2 separate regions of the Mus musculus genome follow, and region 1 is linked to region 2. The links are chromatin loops, found by intact Hi-C in ENCODE. Cell type or tissue: left cerebral cortex. All regions are shown on one strand.

Region 1 (8,000 bases), 74 kb after region 2:
TGATGGCTAAGCTGTGATAAACATAACTGTAATTTTATTAACAACTATCTGAACATATTTGTAGAATACTGGCTACCATCTGAACACAGCTGTAGAATGTTGGTCACAATCTTAACACAGCTGTAGAGTACTGGCTACCATCTTCACACAGCTGTGGAGTGCTGGCTACCATCTTCACACAGCTGTGGAGTGCTGGTTACCATGTGAACACAGCTGTAATATATTACTTCTATATAAACAGCAATATACACAATTCTAAACACACCACATTTTCATCAATTTTATGATTTATATTTCTCTAATTTTATATCTGTGGAAATTACAGATATATAAAATATATAAACAGATGTAACAGTTTAACTTTGGTGGTATATAAAATAATAATGTATAATATCACAATTGATGAAGTTTTAGATTTCATATAACCATAAATGTAAACTTCTTTATCACACTCATTTTTTTTTTTTTTTTTTTTTTTTTTGGTTTTTCGAGACAGGGTTTTTCTGGGTAGCCCTGGCTGTCCTGGAACTCACTTTGTAGACCAGGCTGGCCTTGAACTTAGAAATCTGCCTGCCTCTGCCTCCTGAGTGCTGGGATTAAAGGCGTGAGCCACCATGCTCGGCTTTATTATACTCATTTTAAAATTGTGTTCTAATGCAGTCTTTTCCTATTCACATATTGATACTGAGGAGCATGTTATAGTTCCCTTAAACTTTATTTCTCTCTGCATTAAGGTGGATTCTTTATTTGAAATTACATATGGATATATGTGGCTATCCCTATGAATTTCTTTCCAGTGCAACAAGGGGCTATTGTATATTGATTATGATAAGAAGGCATTAGGACAACAGGGCTGAGAAATACCGCTCGCTCTACAATATCAGGCTTTCTTCACTTACAGCTACTGTGCAGTAGGGTTGAGTAAGGACAGTCTAAGGATGTCTGCATTTATGGAAAACATTGAATTGTTAATTAGTGCTCTTCTAAGTGGACAGAGCACAGGTCCAGGTGGGCTAACTCTTAAGTCCTACCAAACACTTCAAGGAAGAAGCTATCCTCGCTGTCAGGAAGACAGCTCAGTAAAGTGCTTGCTGTATAAGCATGTGGACTGGGCTTTGGTCCTCAGGACTCGCTGTTACAATTCTACATACAGCTTTTCCTTTGGTGACATGACGACAAAAGCCTAATTAATTCCCTTAACCTGTGTCAGGTCTTTACATATGGACTTATTCCCCTAAGGTCTTCTCTCAAATTCCAATAAGCTTTGTGAGATGGGACACTCTCACTTGTTTCTGTGTCAGTTGCAACCCTGAAATAATGTCTTAAATATAGCAGGCAATCAATAACTCGAGGCATTAGTGGAGCTGAATGTGAAAGTCTCTCATTACTCTGGTTACCCTTTCTCAGATACATTACACTTTTATTTGTTAAAATACTCAAGGAACAAGGATGACAGCAACAGACATGCTAACATGGAAGGAGGAAAGCTCTGGGCTTCAACCCTAGACAAAAAACTACAGCCTACCAAGGACTGCTGAGAGTGGGAGACGTGGTCGTCCCGGGGAAGAGCACACCAACTGGTTATCCAATAGCAAGTGGTCAGCCATGAAAACATACACATGCCAGTATCACATGGACTGAGGAGGTTGTACGAGCATTTAGGAATATACACACACAGCAAAAACTAAAGAAAAAGAAGCCATGACTTTGAGGGGTGGTGGTGGTAGATGGGAGGTAATGGAGGGAGAAAGGGGAAAGAAGAAATGATTTAATTATAAACTCAAAAAATAAATAAAATTAAAAATGCTTTTTCTTTTCTGTCTTTTTTTAGTTTTGTGGAGGCAGAGTTTCTCAGTGTATCCTTGGCTATCCTAGAGCTTATTGTGTAGACCAGGCTAGCCTCATACTTACGGAGAACCACCTGCTACTATCTCCTGAATACTAAGATTAAAGATGTGTCTCACCACTGACCGGTAGGGACAATGCTTCTTGAGAGACGACTTAATTCCGATAAACAACCACCAATCTATCCTTGTTCTTCTTGTCCTATAAGCCTCTAAAGTCTACTCTCAGCACCCCACTTTCACAGCCATAATCTTGTCTGAACCAGCTCTACCTGGAACACTAAAAACTTCTGCGCTCGGAGGCTGAGAGATGGCTCAATACTGAATAGAGCTTTCCGCTCTTGCAGATGACACAAGTTCATTTCTTTCCTGTGTCAGATGGCTTTCAATCACCTGTAACTGTTAACTACAGTTCCAGGGAATCACTGTCTCTGGCCTCCGAAGGGATCCGTACTCATGTGCACAACATCCTCTCCCCAACATATACATAAGTTAAAATAATTCAAGTAAAACTGTGTTTTAGAAAATGGTTCCCTTTCTGCTCCAGCCACGTGGCTTGCCTTCTTCTCTACTATCTGCCAAGGTGATGCTGGACCCTGCAGGACAGCATCTCAGACATGCTGTACAAGATGTTCTGATCCAAAACATGGGAGGAAAGGACAGAGAGAGGTGTTCTCAACAAGTTGAAGATCTTACTACACGTTGCAAGGACACCACAATCCTGTTAGTAAAATGTCAGAAAGAATATCGATGTTCCTCCTATGGGGCTACAAACCCCTTCAGCTCCTTGGATACTAGATCTCTAGCTCCTTCCTTGGGACCCTGTGCTCTGTTCAATGGATGGCTGTGAGCATCCACTTCTGTATTTGTCAGGCACTGGTAAAGCCTCTCAGGAGAGAGCTTTATCAGCCTCCTGTCAGCAAGCTCTTGTTGGCATCTGCAATAGTGTCTGGGTTTGGTGGTTGTTTATGGGATGGATCCCCAGGTGGGACAGTCTGTGGATGGTCTTTCCTTCAGTCTCTGCTCCACACTTTGTCTCTGTAACTCCTCCCATGGGTGTTTTGTTCCCCCTTCTGAGGAGGACTGAAGCATCCATATTTCATTCTTCCTTCTTGAGTTTCATGTGTTTTGCAAATTGTATCTTGGGTATTCTGAGCTTCTGGGCTAATATCATGTGTGTTCTTTTGTGATTGGGTTACTTCACTTAGGATGATATCCTAACATGGAAACAATGTCTAACTGCTCACAATAATAATTCAGCCTTTTATGAAAGAATACAGACTGGAATATCTTAAGGAAAGGGAGGAAAAATGGGAACTCCTACTGAGGAAAGGCTCCAGAAGCTCCCAACAAACATGTAGGCAAATACTTAGGTGAGGCGGGAACCTCTGTATGTGTGGAAAGCATTTATAATGTCAACCACTGACTGGAAGTAACAGACAGAAACAATGTTTACTTTATCCTCGTTGTGAAAATACTGATATTTTATGAAATAAAAGTCTTTAGGAGGAGAAACTAAAATAATAGTTCTGGTTTCTACTCATTCTTTTATGGCACCTGTTCCTCCACCCCATTCTCTCCCCTTCTCACTACAATGCCCCAGGCAAGCGCTGCCTGTTTTCCTTGTCCAAATCACCCTTCCCCTTCCTGTTCTCACACCTGCCTTTCCAAGCTGATCTCTGAGTCTTCCCAGGATAACTAAACCCCCTAGTCTTTCAGGCCCTAGATCTATCTAAGTCGATACCAAGCTCCCAATACAAGTCAGATCTGACTCTAGGCAATCTTCTGGGATAAACCACGTTGCTGTGGAAATACACCACTGAGAACACTGGCTCCACTACTAATCTGTTTATGATCGCAAATGGCTACTTAGCATCACTAGTAAGCCTGTGGTCCTAATCTCACCATCTTAGTTCCTATCCTGCAGAAGTTTAGATCACAGAAACTTTCAAATTCTTATTGTGTTCAAAGACACAATAAACTGCCTCTCATAAAAAAATGTCCTGAGATGCAAGCCCTGTCACTCTAGAACCTATGGTACAGGTCCAATAATATGCCACTTCTCGATGCAAACTCCCTCACTGAAACCATACTACAATCTCAATAATACACCACACAACTATAAAAAATAGTTATTTATATACTATAACAAACATTTATGTAGAAAAATGGTCAATATTATAAGGGACAAAAATGCTAATATTTTTAATATAATAATCTCTTTTTCAAAAAATATGAATTTGTTTACTCTTCTATTAGTTTTGGACCATATAAAAATATAGCCCTGAAAACAACAAGGAAACTTGTAAATCTGATCACACATGACCATGCCACACTTTATAACTTTACAGTGCCGAGGCTAAAAAAAGAGGTGGAGAACATTGGTGAATGGGTATAGAGGTTTAGATTAGGGTGACAAATGTGCTAGAAATTAAAAGCTTTGTTTTACAACAATATGAATGTATCTAAAGATACCAAATTATATACTTAAAATGGTAAAATAGTACATTTTCTTACGTATTATTGCAAACCAATGCCTGCAGAAGACACAGAGAAGGGGAAGACACCCACAATGTCTTCCTATTACATTCTGATGAACAAGACTGTAATTTGACTCCTACCTAGCCCTATCTTTATCTAACTCCTGACTAACTGTTTTTGTCTAGAGACCTTGGTTTAGCTCAGAATATTCAGCTGAATATTTAGTTCCTCAAGGGCACAGTGGTCTCTCTTGTTCTGGTTTTAGCATATAGAATTTCCACTTTCTGAAAAGGAAAGGAATATATTTACTCACAGGATGCTTCTGACTGTCTTGACTGGTTCACATTGGTACACCCGGCCATCAGGCCTTTCCTCTTCCCATCCTCACATGACAGTCATCTATAATTACCTGGTTAGTGCCAGACGTGACAATTCAGTGAAAGCTTGAATCATTTTGATCCCTAGAGCATGAAGGCTTATACATTTTGGCTGAATGTATGTCTGTGCAGCACAAGCATGTCTACTGTCTGCAGAGGCCGGAGGAGGATGTTGAATCCTCTACAACTGAAGTCATAGATGGTCATTTATTGTCATGTAGGTGCCAGGAATCGAACCTAGGTCCTCTAGGAGAGCATCCAGGACTTTTAATCACTAAGCCATCTATCTAGCCTCCTAAAAATAATTTTTGAACAAATGGATTAATTTAAAAAAACAAGCTAGAGGCAGTAGGTGGGATAAAATGACCTCATACACCAACTCAATATAGAATGATTCAAAATCAGAAGTCTTTCCAAACACAAATACAGAATTTATATCACATCTTACTTAACTATTCCTCAAACAGACGTTGAGTGCTCAGTATATTAACTATTTACTTCACAACTGAGCCATGTGCTCAAGGAATAGACAGCCCTGTATTTAGCCAGAGGCAGAACAGTAAATGACGCAGTGCTGGAGAACATATGGAGGTGAGCAGGACCCTGATTATGCTAATAATGGACATAACACCTTGAGTATATACTATCAAGTAGCATTTCACCGTCTCAAGAAAATTTAGACAACCAATTCTCCTTAGTAGAACTGGTATAGAATTTGATGTGTTCCCACACAAAAAACTGAACCCAGAGCCCTGTACATAAGTGTTGTAGAGGGGCCTGGTGCTGTTCTTGTGAACCAATCCCCTAATGACTAAAGGAGCCAATCACTGGGCGAATAGGTGGGACTTCTGGGTTGGACAGAGGAAGAGAAGGAGGAGGAGAGAGGTAGGTCTTTTGGAACAGGGATAGCATGAGGGTAAGATGTAGCTGCTAGAGTTTCACTAGAGGAATCAGATTAAACAGGGCTTACAAGAGAGGGTTTTAGTTGTAGCGCCCAGAGATTGAGCTACCACTGTTTCTGAGCTAAGTTTGTGTGGTGTTTTTCTTCTTGAAGTGATTTGACTGGGTTCCAGAGAGAAGGTACCGCAGCAAGGTGCGTAGATTTGCCTGATGTGTGCCACAAAGGCCATGGGGTGGGGGATTTGAAGCATTGGCGTGGTAGCGACCCGCCAGTGGGAACCAAGTGAGCTGGGTGAGAAGTTTCAGGACCTTCCGGGCCAGAGTCTCCACCAGATAAGAAAAGGCCAGCTAGTCCCCTGGGGCTGAGAGTAGCTGGGCATAGTGCTGGAACCTGTCAGTTCATTATTTTAAATAATAATAATTTCCTACAACACATAAGACGCAAGCACAATTTCCCCAGATCTTCTTGGGACACTTTTAAGTTCTAAGCACAATGTAAGAGAGGACAGATATGTCTTCCCAAAGCATATTTTTGTTTTTAGTTCAAGACAGTGTCTCACTATGTAACCCTGGCTGGCCTAGACTTCATTGTGCAGACCAGAATAGCCTCAAACTCAGAGATCCACCTGCTTCTGCCTTCCCAGTGCTGATATTAAAGGCTTGTGCTATCACACCTGGCTCACACGATGCTTGGCCGGGTTATTCACAAGTCTTCCTTTTATAAGCACTGGAACATTTATTAAAGGTGCCACTTCTGAAGTCTCTCATGTTGCCAAGAAAAATGTGGAAAAATATAAAAGGAAATAGAAACTGGGGTAAGTGATTTAACCCCAGAAGGTGCACAAGGGTCTAAGTGGGCTCTATACCTTCTCTCACTTAACTACTGTCGATCAATTTATTCACTGTGCTTCATTCTCCAGATTTTATTTGTATTTATAGCTACCTCTAAATAGAATCCACTAGAGTGACTACCATGTGGCATTCTGAGTAAGGGTACTCTGCTTGAGTAATCTCTTTTCTCTGTGCCTCTCAAATCAAATGGGGTCTGTGGTGTTTGGTTACTTAGGCCCTAAGATCGTTCGTTCTTCAGATTCCATCTGCATTAGCATGCTTCTTTAGGCTGTTACTCGGGAATTTAATAAACTTTTTAAAGACAAAATGACATCTTGATCGAGCACTTCACTTAACTTTTATTTTGAATGCAGCATGACATTTTAAATATAAAATATGGGTCTAGGATGGAATAACGATCCATAATTTGCATTCTCTAAAATTATAGTGTGAAAATGACACCTTTCCAGAATAAAAACACTGTGGAAGAAAATATAGCATCCCACAGCCTAACTTAAAATGCCAGGAAATGCCTTGATCTGAATCAAAGCTTATGGAACCACAGTGCTTTCAAGGTAAAGAAATAAAGGATTAGAAAGACTTCAGAAATGGATGTAGAAGAAAACATCTTCAAAGGGCTAGAGAGGGTGCAGCCCTTACACATACATGAGGTTCTTACAGAGGACCTAAGTTTGGCTACCAGAACCATGCTGGATGGCCAAACCTCAGCTCCAGAAGATCTGATTCCCCTGGTCTCACCTCCATGGTTACCTGCGCTCACAAGTGCACAGACCTATTCAGACATTCAGATGTCCACATAATTATAAAGAAAGAAAACGCCTTTGAGAAGCACAATGTTGATCTTGAAACGACTAACAAGCAGGAAACAGAACACAACCTACGCCATCACACATTTCACAGAGATGAAATATTTCTCTTCGAAATACTATTTATACTCATAAGTGAGGTGCACACTTCTGCTCTCATATGACAGATATTAATCAAAAAACAGACTGTAGGACAGACACACAAATTAAACATTGAGCCTGAGATTTCAAAAACTCAGGCACAGTCTTGCTCTGTGCCTCCAGCTGGTGGATCAGGTGTAAGCTTTCAGCTACTGCTGTAGCTCATTCCTGCTGGTCTGCCTGCTGCTACCTTGTTCCCACCATGAGTCACTGTAAGCAAGCCCTTAATTAAATGTTGTCTTCCATAAGTTGCTATGGTAATGGTGCCTCTTCACAGCAATAGAACAGGAACTAAGACATCATTGTAACACCAAAACCTGGCTCATCTCAACCTGACACCTCACACAGTCAAATGGAAAGCAGGACAACACACCTCCATGCATATACTCAAGAATAGACATATTTTCTTTCAGCCTTGACATGGATGAAGGCAAGTCTAGCCTCTAATCATTCACCTGCTTTCCTTCCCAAGTGCTGGCATTGAAGGCACGTGCCACCATGCCTAGGTATTTCTTTTACATTACAGGTAGGCTACCCAGGCAGGGCTTTACTTTAAGGAATTCTTCCATAGGTGCAACAAGTTTGCAAACCACGGGAAT
Region 2 (8,000 bases):
TGGGTATGTGTGTGTGTGTGTGTGTGTGTGTGTGTGTGTGCACATGGTCCATGGGGTGGGTATGTGCGTGTGTGTGTGTGTGTGTGTACGTGTGCACATGGTCCATGGGGTGGGTATGTGTGTGTGTGTGTGTGCGCGCGCACACACATGGTCCATGGGGTGGGTATGCATATGAAGCCCAAGGTTGGTGTTTGGAATCATCCTTGACTGCTGTCCTGCCATAGTCACAGCAGGCTCTCTCAATCTCAGAGTTGGAAGATAAACCTAGTTTTGTTAACCAGCTTAGTCTGAGGACCTCCTGGGATCTAGGGTTCTCCTGTCTTGCCCTTCTGGGCTGAGTTAGAGGAAGGATACCATGCTCACTGGGCATTTTATGTGGGCTTCTGCACACTGGTCCTCACAGCTGCACAAACATTTTAACCCCTGAGACACACTCCCATCCTCACCCCCCCCCCCACCTTTACGGGTACAGGTATCCCAGACTCATCTCAAACATTTGCAATTTGATCTGACTCCCGTGTCTCACTTCTCATAGTGGGCCGGATGTGAGCAGAGACAAAGTTGTAATCATCTTACCTGGAGCACCAAGTGCAGTTTCTGAAACAGGGACACCATCACAGAACTGTTTCCCCTGTGCCTTTGAAAACATTTCCTCATACATGCAAAAAGCATAGGCCACCAGAACACATAAGGGGAGTCAACATGAAAAGGTGGTGGGGCATTCTGAAGGACTGTAGTTGTCTCCGCAGCTAAGAAGAAGAGGCCCAAAGGGAGTCTGTGGCATCTAGGAGTGACTTCCCCACGCCCACCACTCACTAGCTTTGGTACCACAGGGGATCTTTCTTGACTAAGTTTGTAGGGAAAGCCAATCCTATGCTGAGATCTTTGTTCAACAGACATGATCGCTGTGATTTAAATGATCAAATGTCTTACAGCTTCGGTCCAGTCCCTAGAGTCCCTGCAGGTGTGTGCTCTGGGGATTGGTGGAACTTTGGCCAGTTCTTTCTTGTGACTCCTGGTTGATGAGGTGTTTTGCTCTGTTACAGGATCCTATGATGTTGCTGGGCTGCACCCCAAAGTGATCACAATCTAGAACTACCAAGTGGTCAGTCAGGAGCACTTTTTGTTTCGAAGGTGATTACTTCAGGTTGTTACAGCCACAGGACGCTGGCTGAGGTGCTTGGAAAGAGAACGGCCCCCATAGGCTCACAGGTAGTGGTGTTATGAGAAGGTGTGGCCTTGTTGGAAAGGGTGTGGCTTTGTTGGAGGTGTGTCACTAGAGGGTGGGCTTTGAGGTCTCTGAAGCTCAAGCCAGTTCACTTTGCTGTTTGTGGATCAAGATGTGGCGCTCTCAGCTCCTTCTCCAGCACCATTTGTGCCTAGATACTGCCATGTTTCCCACCATGAGGATAATGGACCTTTGAAAAGGTAAGTCAGCCCCAGTTAAATGTTTTATATGTTTTATAACTCCTTCATGAGTTGCCATGGTCACGGTGTCTGTTCACAGCAATATAAACCCTAACTAAGACACCGAGTAGCTGAATTATTATACAGATATAGGTGTTTTGAAGTTCTGGAATCTAATACTGAAATGTGGTCATAGGAAAGGCAATAACTGCAGAAAGGCTGTAAAATATACTGATCATAAATGCACAATTATACCTACCTGCCTACCTACTTAGCTACCCTCTATTGTTTTGAGAAAGGGTTTCACTGTGTAGCTCTGGCTGCCCTCCAACTCACTGAGACCCACCTGCTTCTGCTCCCTGAGGGCTGAGATTTCGAAAACACGTTCTACCAGGCCTGGCCCTCTGGTCGTCTCTCAGGTCCTCCACTTGCTCTTCTTAGTGTCTTTTTGAGACAGAGAACCATGCAACACAGGCTGGCCTCAAATGCACTGTGAAGTCAAAGGTGACCTTGAACTCCTGATCCTCCTGCCTCCAGCTCTCCAGGGCTGGATTACTGGCATGCACCACCATGCCTGGCTTTTGTGGTGCTAGGGATGGAAGCCAGGGCCTTGTACGTACTTCAGTTAACAAGACCCATTAGCCAGAAGCAAAGCCAAAAAGCAAGGTTAGTACATTTAGAGACTTTCCCAGAACTGTGGACTTTGATGGATTAGGTCTTTGTGTTCATTTTGGCAGGTGGTGCTGTTTACAAGCTGAGTTTACAGCCTGAATGGTACTATCATCATGGAGTCAGTTGTGCTAAGGTCTGGGGGGCCTGTTACAAAACAATCAGGCATAACTGACATCTAAGAACTCTCTCCTGAGAATTCCCACTACAGTGAATGAGGAGCAAGCCCCACTGACTGACCTACTTACACCAAAGTCTGCCAAGAAGACCACATGCTGGAGGGGAGGGGCCGTGGGCTGGGCCTGCATTTCTTGCCTGCGAACCATGATGATTGGTTACTGGAAATAAGGTGGAAAATTGCAAAAAGGCAGGTGTGCAGAGCAGGAAAGAGGCCAGACAGTGCAGGATCTGCTTTATAAGAGAGACAGCTCCACCTGACGTCACGCAATAGGTCAGTTATAGACTTGATGACACTCTGCAAGGATAGCTCACAGTGCATAAGGCTTCTACAAATAAGGTGTGACCTGGTAGCTGCTAACTAACATTAAGCATTTGACGTGGTTTGCATCCCAGTGTACACACATGGGCGCCTCTGGGGATGGAATTCCTCCTTGGATCTGAGAGTGATGCTTTTTTGATTGTCACTCTTCCTGCAGGGGACGTTGCTGGAATGGCTTCGCCCTTTCCTGTCATTATCCCTATTTTCTTTTTAAAAGGTTACTTAAATATTTTTTTCAAATTTATTATATTCATCTTTGTATGGGTGTTTTGCCTGCATGTGTAGCTATGGATAATTCGTGTGCTAGTGTCCAAGGCCAGAAGAGGGACAGTTCTGAGCTTCCACGTGGGTCCTGGGACCCAAACCCTGGCGCTTGAGAAGGACAGTTCGTGCTCTTCCCACCGAGCCACCTCTCCAGTCCATCATTAGCACGTGTCTCATTAATGTTACCATTGGGTTTGACCTACATTTAACCTTCTGGTTGTTTTTATGTGGTGAATTTTATCACTATTAGTCTTGTGTGTATGTGTGTATGGAGAACATGCACATGGAGGCCAGATGTCACTAAACCAGAAGCTTACCTCTTCCCTGGACCGTTGGCCTGGGAGCCCCAGGGATCCTTCTGTTTCTGGCTACTCGGTGCTGGGGTCACAGGTGCCACCACACCTAGGTTTTCACACAGGTTCTGTGGCTCAGACTTAAGCTATTATGCTGTGTGGCCAGCAGCTCATCAACTGAGCCACCTCCCAACCCCACTGTCACTTTATTGTGGAAACGGGGTCTTACCACATGGCCTTGCCTGACCTAGAACTCACTCTGTAGACCAGGCTGGCCCCAGACTCATAAAGATCCGCCTGCCTCTGCCTCCTGAATGCTGGAACTAAAGGCGTGCGCCACCACGATTTGTTGGCCATCCTTCTTTTTAAGAGGTAACAGAAATAAACCTAATAAAATAGGATATGGAGAAGGAGAGATGGTCCCGTGGTTAGCAACTCAGTCTGCAGCATCTGTCAGAGCTGCTGTGTGGCAGGCCTGGGAGCTACACCACCTCTGTGGGCAACTGCGCATCTCCCCCGGCCCCACAGGGATACACGTACCCATAATTTAAAAATATTTTTAAAAAATTACAAGGTTTATTGAAAGAACAGAACAAAACAAATCACTACCAGGATTTTAAAACCAGGAAACGAGGACCAGGAGACAAAATCTGTTTTGACAATTAGCCTGATTTTATACATTAAAAACAAAACAAACCATGACAGGAAACAAGGGAGCAAACAGGAAAACAGAAGCGAGGCTGTGCGGCACTGTGGTCTCTCACTTGTTCTCATGGTTACTCAGAGCACAGCAGTTGTACACAGACACCATGTGAGCTTACAATCAGTTCATTAACAAAAGCATCTCTTCAATGAAGAGGACTGGCCCAGAAATCAAGCAAGGAGGCTGCACCCCAAACATGCGCCTGAGCTGTAATCATTCCTTACTAATCATGGCTTGTCTCCAAAATGTCCCTGATTGTTCTGGAATGTTCCCTTTATACTACACAGTCCAGAAGCAATGGTGATCAAGAGCTGTCAGGTTTGCGTGAATATATTTGTCCCACACTATCCATGCCCAATGCAGTGATTAAGGTGTAGAAGGGGAAAAAAAGCGGAACAAAATCTTGCTGAAACATAATTGACAATCTTCATGAGTCAGGAAGACCCCAGAATCTTCCCATCATCCCTCAGTTTCTGTTAAGTATGTAACACTAAGAGAGCTTAGCAAAAATCTAAATTTCAGTTATTGACTTATATTTAAAAACTTCCTATTCTTAAAATACTAGACATACATGAAGATGAATTGTGACAACTGCTTCTGCCTGCAGGCCATCTGCTTCTGTTTATATCTCGCCTTACTTCTTCACCAGAAACCGGGTGATGTCTGATCCGTGCTTTGTTGCCAGAGAGAGTCGTCTCACCTGACTTCTTTCCTTGGCTTGCTGGGCAGTTCTCTAGGAGGAAGCAGATACATAGCTTAGGTTAGGGAGAAAGCTTTCTGCTGAAGCCTGGAAAAAGGCACATTATCCATATATGCAGTGCTTACCCACAGGAAATGTCCTGAGAGCCTAGGTTTACCAGTCTCAGTTATAGGAAAACATTCTTTTGGGGCAGAGACTGAAGGAATGACCATCTAGAGACTGCTCCACCTGGGGATCCATCCCATAAACAACCACCAAAACCAGACACTATTGCAGATGCCAAGAAGAGCTTGCTGACAGGAGCCTGGTATAGCTCTCTCCTGAGAGGCTCTGCCAGTGCCTGGCAAATACAGAAGTGGATGCTCACAGCCATCCATTGGACAGAGCACATGGTCCCCAATGAAGGAGCTAGAGAAAGTACCCAAAGTCTGAAGGGGTTTACAGCCCCATAGGAGGAACAACAGTATGAACTAACCAGTACTCCCAGAGCTCCCTGGGACTAAACCAACAACCAAAGAAAACACATGGTGGGACTCATGGCTCTAGCTGCATATGTAGCAGAAGATGGCCTATTCGTCATCAATGGAGAGGCCCTAGGTCCTGTGAAGGTTCTGTGCCCTGGTGTGGGGGAATGCCAGGGCCAGAAAGGGGGAGTGGGTGGGAGTGGTGGTGATGGTGGTGGTTGGGGGTTGGGAGTTTTCGGAGGGGAAAATAGGAAAGGGGATAGTATTTGAAATGTAAATGAAGAAAATATATAATTAAAAAAAAAGAAAAAAAAGAAGAAAAGAAAACATTCTTGTGGAGAATGTCCCACTACCCGGACAATCATGGATCATCTATCTATGTGGGAACTAGGAGAAGCCATGAACCTCAGCATCTAAGTAGGTACGTATACATATCTTAAATTCCCAGTATTCAGTGGGTAAGATCTGGATCCAACTCAGAACATTCATTCCCAACTCAACACATAAGACACTGTAGAAAACCAAATGTGACAGAACCAGCTTCTTCTGCTAAGTCCAAATAAAAATTTTCATGAGACTCTGAAAAAACAAAGGAACCCAGAGAAGCCCAGATGGGCTTCTCACTGGTGATGTCTTTTACAGTGTTGGACAGCCAGCCCCACACTCACTATGTAGCTCAGAATGAATGGATTTGAAGGCAGAGCTCCACCTGCCTCTGAGGGGCTACACTACCACACCCAGTACCCACAGGCATCAACCACCCAGTTTGTGCAGTGCTGGCATGGAACCAGGGCCTCTCGCATGTTAAGTGAGTGTTCTACCCACTGCGCCGCATCCTTAGCCCAGAGAATGAAGGAAGGGGGTAGCAGCCATTCTTTCCTCTGTGACTATGAAGTTTCTCAGAGCCAGGTGTCAGGAGCGATGAGAGATGCCCCATACCATTCTGCTCCCAGATGGGCACACGCTTGTCCTTGGAGTCTCCACCTCCCGAGTGCATCCCCAGGGGTTTTTGGATTGTCATATGGGTGAGTGTCACTGACCTCCTTGTGGCACACTGTGCAGAGGGTCTGCAGGTTGTCTAGGGAGCACTGTCCACCTCCCTCATACACTGGCCTGATGTGATCCACCTGCCAGAAGTGGCCTTCTCCTGGGTTTCTCAGCATCTCATTTAGCTGCAGGAAGAACGCACTATCAGCAACTTTCCAGATTGGCTGTGGGAACCTTGGGCTATGTACTGGGAAACCCCTTCACACAGCAAAATCACAGGGAGAAACACATTAGGATGGCTTTTTATAGCTTTTGTGGTGAGCTAAAAAGAAACAAAACCCTCTAAGTTAGCAATTTGAAAGAAGTAAAATGTGTATCTAAAAGAGTTTTATCCCATGCCACCTAACACATTCTGAAACCCTGATGAACCAAGTGTAAGATACCTATACTCCCGATAGACCAGGGGGAAATTGGTTGGTTTTTGACCCTTTAAGTTGCTTTATATATTTATTCTTAATATTAATTATTAAATAACCACCCATTTCTGGCCTAAATGCCTTTGCTCCTCCATCGGTGGCAGGCGAATGGCACCATTCACGGTTTCTTTGCCAGGTCTGATCTCCTATATCCCAGGCTGTGACCACACTCATCATGTAGCCAAGGATGACTCTGAACTCTTGATCTTCTACCTCCCAAGTGCTAGGGTTACAGCCTGCAGCACCATGCTAGGGTTATGCATGCTGGGGATGGAAGCCAGGCTTTCATGTGCGCTAGGCAAGCTCTCGACCAACTAACTGAGTTGCGTCCCCAGTGCTGGCCAGAAGTTGTTATTTACCAACTTTCCAGGTTGCATAGCCTGGCATGGCATGAAATCCCCATAATGAACTTCTGTACCTTGCATGTTTGAAATAAACAATGATAGCTCCTTAAAACAGCCAGTATCCAGGCCGTTCAACACACCCATTTAGCCAGTGATGCCCTTTGCTACAATGAGATATAGCTGAACATTACCTGAGATAAAGGCACTCAGATGTGCCTTTTGCCGCCAGTTCTTTCCCTCTGAGCAGTTTAACTGACAGGCTCCATGGTCCAGAAAGCTGGCCTTTCTTGTTCCTGGGTGATGTGCACAAGATCCCCTGGAGGCTAGCTCTCACATGCTGACTGCCTCACGACAGACCCTGTTCACTCCGTTTGAGCCTGGTTTTGAGGCATCTTCCCTCAGCACCCCTGGGTGCAATACCTAACCTGTGACAGCTATAGTCCTAGTCAGGTCACTTTCAGATGACCTTGGGTCATTTCACTGCACATTCAGGAACCCTTGGCTGACATTCCTCTCAAGGGTTACAGTATATCCCTAATCAACGAGGCCAAGGGATACCTCAGGAATATCATTAGAGATACAATGCACTTTTTTATAGCCAAGAGATATACTAATTTATCTCTTAGAAATCATTGTTAGCTAATCCTATTATAATGTAGCTGGTAAATTAAAATATGTAATTTATTTAAATATTATCTATCTATCTATCTATCTATCTATCTATCTATCTATCTATCTATCCATCCATCTATCCATCCATCCATCTATCCATCCATCCATCCATCCATCCATCCATCCATCTATCCATCCATCTATAGTCAGGGGCTCACTATGTAGCACTGGCTGTCCTGGAACTCACTGTGTAGACCAGGCTGGCCTCGAACTTGCAGAGACATGCTTGCTTGCCTTCACTTCCTGAGTTCTGGAACTAAAGGCATGTGACTAAAAATATACAATTTGTTTAGCTGACAGGAAGTCATCTAATATATTAGTGGGCAGGGATTTCTTGGGTGACCCATTTTTGATGAAGCACACCACAAAATTAAACATTTTCTTTAAGATGGAAACTAAATAGTTTCCCTAAGGCGATCACACCTCTGCCTGAGCTTCGGGAGGCTGAAAGAATGCTGACACCCACAACCCTGCCAGGAACAGTACCTAGCCACCAGCTGCTTTATTAACATCATCGTGTGT

Evidence for each region. Hi-C counts contacts between places; a loop is a spot of excess contacts. Peaks named below come from ENCODE experiments on the same cell type or tissue, not always from the same donor. Only the 100,000 strongest peaks of a DNase experiment are listed, where the experiment ranks them.
Region 1: it touches region 2 in a loop (2.9-fold over the local background); 3 of 42 quality-filtered maps call a loop at or near these places.

The regions. Positions count from the first base shown.
Region 1 is chr1:128,024,771-128,032,770 of GRCm38, forward strand. The region is part of intron 6 of Zranb3 (zinc finger, RAN-binding domain containing 3); the gene reads right to left. Among named protein-coding and RNA genes, the nearest start is that of Gm28800, 68 kb to the left of the region's middle. In left cerebral cortex, no CTCF peak of the experiment used is centred here; DNase peaks (open chromatin) are centred at 4,694, 6,279, 6,932 and 7,529; H3K27ac peaks cover 3,664 bases.
Region 2 is chr1:127,950,498-127,958,497 of GRCm38, forward strand. Zranb3 (zinc finger, RAN-binding domain containing 3) reads right to left here. Exons shown (of 21, transcript NM_027678.3): 20 at 6,040-6,171; 21 at 3,682-4,568. The coding sequence ends at 4,470. Among named protein-coding and RNA genes, the nearest start is that of Gm28800, 6.4 kb to the right of the region's middle. In left cerebral cortex, no CTCF peak of the experiment used is centred here; DNase peaks (open chromatin) are centred at 2,483, 3,933, 4,475, 5,900 and 1 more place; H3K27ac peaks cover 3,957 bases.